Linked DNA regions of Homo sapiens: region 2 is linked to region 1. A link is an interaction called in ENCODE POLR2A ChIA-PET data of the cell type or tissue named here. Cell type or tissue: GM12878. All regions are shown on one strand.

Region 1 (2,500 bases):
TGACCTATAATAACTCTTTCTGTCATCGGCTGGGCATCAGTCACATCTTGATAATTAAGGATATGTGCAGTGCATGCCCAGTTATTGACTTGTGCCCTCAATTCTGTCCCTTGCTATCATCTGTCTATCCTGGATAATTAGCCCTAAGTGCATTTCTTTTGGCAAATTCAGGAACTTGATGGTCTACTCAAGGAGTCACAAAAGCTTCATGTCAATGGCTGTGTTGTATTGTTGCACTGTTCCATACCAGGAAATTTGGTTGAAGGGAAAGAAAAATCTCAGGCTGGGAGGACCATGAGTTCAGTTTCAAATCTGTCCCTCACTCAGCCCTCAGTGTTCTGAACTGGAAAATGGTAGCAGAATTCCTGCTTCTCCCTGGCTCTTAAGCATCAAGGAAGGTGAAGGAGGCAGACAAGCAAAATTGCAAGTCATTCTTTGGTGACAGAAGATTGTGTCTACTTCTTCCCGCAGCTTGGAAATGACCCGCCACACCTGAAGCCTGCAGGTGCTGAGGCCACATTCGATCAGACCCAAGCTTTGGGAGACCGCTGGGGAAATTTCCCACTTCCTCTCCTGAGACCAGGAACTCAGCAGAGAAACTTTGTGGTAAGTCGTCCTTTCTTTTCTCAGAAGCAGTATTCCTCTGTATCAGTTAGGGGCTGTGTCTGTTCTTTCATGGTTTGTTGATTTATTTGAGGCATATTTATCGAGTGCCAACTGTATGTCCCCTAATTAAGAGGACTAAGTAGTAAACAGAGCAGATGTGTTCCTTACCCTCACAGAGAGAGGAACATCATGGGGAACAGCCGTGCAAAGGCCCTGAGGCAAGAAAGAACTTGATGCCTGAAAATCTGGGTGTCTGGAGCACAGATGGGGACAGATGGACAGGGCAGTTCATTCAGGACCTCAGGGCTGGCTGTGCTAGGGTATTGATTCTAAATCTCAAGAACAATGTCCAGAGAGTAGTGATTGATTTTAGGTGGAGAGTGACATGATCCAATTTTTATTTTAATAAGATCACTTCCAGTTCTGAATGGAGGTGGAGGTAAGCGTGGGAGCAAAGAGGATTAGGCGGCGACCATGTAGTCCACATGACTGGCAAGGGTGGCCTGCACCAGGATGGTAGTGGACGTGAGGGTCATTGGAGAGGTCCCGGATATATTGGGGCAGCAGGACCTGCTAGCCATTGTGATAGACTGGGCTGAGAGGGAGTGCAAGGGGGTGACAAGAATGGCCTTCATATTTTTGGCGTGGGCTGCATGGTGGAAGGGGAGGACCATTTCCTAGGATGAGAAAGACTGAGAGAGCAGTAGAAGTGTGGGGAGATTCACATTCAGGTTTGCGCCGAAGCCCAGTTTTGAGTTTGAGTTACCCGACTGACACCTAAATACACGGGAAAATCCACAGTTCGATGGTCAGGTTCAGGGTTCAGGAGAGAACTCTAGGCTGGTTTCTTCATTCCTTGTGAAATGTTTGGTTTGAGGTTTCCTGTGCAGAGGTGTGATCTGAACTCAGGGCAATAGTTCATTTCACCCTGTGTGATCATGAGACAATCTTGGGTAGTAAGAATAACAGCTGCTTTCTGTTACTAAAGGTTTTCAACCCGGAAATGGCTGGCTAGGCACTGGTGGCACTGACTGTTCCACCTGCATTTGATCGCGCAGCAGAAGATGAATCAGCTGGACCTTTGGTGCCCCTGCTTGGGCTTGGCAAATGAGTCTGAGTCTCAGATTCCAGTAAGCGTGGTGGTGGTGGAGGAGATGGTGATGATGCTAGCCGTAGTCCTGGTGATGGAGGAGATGTTGATGATGCTGGCGGTAGTTGTAGTGATGGAGGAGACGGTGGTGATGCTGGCAGTAGACTTGATCGAGGAGATGGGGATGCTGGTGGTAGTTGTGATGGAGGAGATGGTGATGATTTTGGTGGTAGTCATGGTGATGGAGAAGATGATGGTGATGCTGGCGGTAGTCGTGGTGATAATGGTGGTAATGGTGATGCTGGCGGTAGTCGTGATGGAGAAGATGGTGGTGATGCCGGCAGTAGTCGTGGTGATGGAGAAGATGATGGTGATGACTGATAGTCATGGTGATGGAGGAGATGGTGGTGATGCTGGTGGTAGTCGTGTTGATGGAGGAGATGGTGATGATTTTGGTGGTAGGTAGTCGTGGCAACAGAGGAGATGGTGATGATGCCGGCGGTAGTTGTGGTGATGGAGGAGGTGTGATGAAGCAGTAGTTGTGATGGAAGAGATGGTGATGACTGGTAGTCATGGTGATGGAGGAGATTGTGGTGATGCCAGTGGTAGTCGTGGTGATGGAGGAGATGGTGGTGATGCCGGCGGTAGTCGTGATGGAGAAGATGGTGGTGATGCCGGCGGTAGTCATGGTAATGGAGAAGATGGTGGTGATGCCAGTGGTAGTCATGGTGATGGAGGAGCTGATGGTGATGCTGGCGGTAGTCGTGATGGAGAAGATGGTGGTGATGCCAGTGGTAGTCATGG
Region 2 (2,500 bases), 61 kb after region 1:
AGATTTCCAATCAGCAGGCTATCTTTTGGAGGAAACATCATATATAATGGTCCTGGGACCACGGGCCTTTTTTTTTAATTGGTGCATGGCAGGTGATGTTCGTGGGATGGCTCCAAGGCATAGGTAAGACAGGCCAAGGTGCACTGAAAGGCACAGGTGTATCAGGTGAGGCAGAGTCAGGAGACAGAGCCCATGCTAATTATTTCCACAGAGAGAATTCCCTATGAAGAACTGCAGGCTAGGTAATAGAGACCTAGAAAGGCGATGCCGAGTGGCTCCCCCTGCAAGGCTGGAGGACCAGGGGGAAGAGGTGGGATGATTAAGACTTAGAGGCAGGGTGGAGGGGACCCAGACCCCTGAAAGGGGTGTTGGCCGCTGTGGCTGCTATGCCCAGGGGGATATGTGATGCTGAGCCTGCAAATGTGGGAAAATGGCAAGTAGGAACCTGCTGCCCCTTCCCAGGGACGTGCCGATGCCCAGTTATGTGGGGGGCAACTGGACAAAGACCCTCAGGGACCCTCCCTCCTCCCTCTCCCCCGTTCTGTCTCCCTCTAGTGTCCCTTCAGGCAGAGTGGGGGATAGAAGGGTGGGTTCCAGAGGAGGCAAGACACGCTCCAGGCTGGAAAGTACATCAGAGTGCACATGAGCGCAATCCTAACATGGTGATGTCATGAACTCGCATTTTTCAGAACATATGCAAACTAATAAGCATCAGCCTTTCTAGTAATCAGTTTGTGGTGGGACAAGGGACTCTGCCTTCTTGTGGTGCATACGCCAGCTGCCAGACCATGCGGAAACCTGGGGCCTGCAAACATGTTCTGTGTCTTTAATCCACGGTTGCTTCTTCTGAATCCATAGATGATGATTATGTGAATACTTATAAAGATTTCACCCATCTGGACATCTCAAAAGCTTCCTTGCTTATAAAGAATTTTAATTTTCCCTGGCTGTATTTTGTATTTGACTTTCCCTGAGTTTGGTCTGGTCAGAGCTTTTTATACCAACTTCCTTCACCTCTTTCATCTTCGCTATGCCTTTCTTCTGACTCTGCCTTTGAAAGCATTTCCTACTCCCCTCTTTCCTGTGCATTTAAGCCCACCCTAACCATCGAAGCTGTAGGCACAGCTGCCCTCTGCCCATTAAAGGGAGCTGAAAAACATGAAGGCTGGAGTGATAATCCCTTAATGCAGCCCTAGGAGACATTGAGCAGCATGGTATTGCTTAGTTATTGTGTTGTATCAGTTATCAAGTGCTGTGTAACAAATTATCCCCAAACTTAGCAATTTTAAAAGAACAAACTCTGGTTATCTCACCATTTCTGAGGGTCAGGATCCTAGAAGCAGCCTGGCTGCCTGGTCTGGCTTCAGCTTCTCACGAGATGTGCAGTCAAGCTGTCGGCTGGGGCTGCAGAGTCCGGAGGCTCAGCTGAAGCTGGTGATGGATCACTTCCAACTTGTCTGGTGCGGTTGCTGGCAGGTTCAGCTCCTTGCTGGTCATTGGCTGGAGGCTTTGACCCTCAGCTCATGGACCTCTCCATAGGCTGTTCATAAAATGGTAGCTTGCTGCTTCTAGAACAACTCATGAGAGAGGGACCACTGTGTCTTTTATAACCTAACCTCAGAAGCGACGTATCACAGCTTCTCTATTCTGTTAGAAGTGAGCCACTAAGTTTAGCCCATAATCAAGTTAATCTCCGCCTCCTTAAAGATAGAGCATCAGGTAATTTGTGGACATATTTTTCAAGCCACCTTGCACCTCTTGTCTAGAGGGGCAATAGCAGCTCCACTTTCTCTATTATTGCCTTACAGGAAGTGGGGCCCAGAATTGCCCAAACACCTGCTATGTTTTAGAAGCTAGGACTGTTGAGTGAGTGTGTGTGTGTGTGTGTGTGTGTGCATGTGTGTATAAATTGGCAACAAATTTAAAAAGTTAAACACTATGCAGACTGAGCAAAATGAATTCAGCCTATGGGCTGGCAGATTACAGCCTTTGACCTTGGGCAGGCAGATTACAGATTTGACCCTCTTTATCAATGACAAGTTCCATCGCATAGTTCTCGTTAGGAACTGATACTTGACAAGCCTGCTAGGAAGAAAATGCATCATCTCTGATACAGGTTTTCACATTCTCACCATTCATTTTTGGGAGTAGAAACAATATTATTTTAAAGACAATGGAATATGGCAATAAATTGGCTCTTCCCTCTTCCATCTCCAGCAAAATTGGGATGCTGTGTGGCAACAGCCCTGAAATCACTGCTTTCTATTTATTTCGTTAACAGTGTTTTTCATATCACCCTTTGTGCTGCTGTGTGAACAAATGTGATGGTAATAAATAAAAAGATCTACAAAGAAAGACCCCAAACATGTTACTGAGCTACAAAATAATTTTAAAAAGAGGGGACAAGGAGTGGGCTTTGTAGTTGGGATACTAGCAGGAATCTCGGAGTTAAGGGAGCTCATGGTTATCCTAGAAATAGTGATAAAATGGGGAATGGCTT

Evidence for each region. Peaks named below come from ENCODE experiments on the same cell type or tissue, not always from the same donor. Only the 100,000 strongest peaks of a DNase experiment are listed, where the experiment ranks them.
Region 2: POLR2A ChIA-PET joins it to region 1 with 7 read pairs; 2 of 35 experiments call an interaction of 5 or more read pairs at or near these places.

What each region holds. Positions count from the first base shown.
Region 1 is chr12:130,626,428-130,628,927 of GRCh38, reverse strand. RIMBP2 (RIMS binding protein 2) reads left to right here. Exons shown (of 23, transcript NM_001393629.1): 2 at 472-606. Among named protein-coding and RNA genes, the nearest start is that of RIMBP2, 89 kb to the left of the region's middle. In GM12878, no CTCF peak of the experiment used is centred here; a DNase peak (open chromatin) is centred at 1,437; H3K27ac peaks cover 483 bases.
Region 2 is chr12:130,565,571-130,568,070 of GRCh38, reverse strand. The region is part of intron 2 of RIMBP2 (RIMS binding protein 2); the gene reads left to right. Among named protein-coding and RNA genes, the nearest start is that of RIMBP2, 150 kb to the left of the region's middle. In GM12878, no CTCF peak of the experiment used is centred here; no DNase peak of the experiment used is centred here.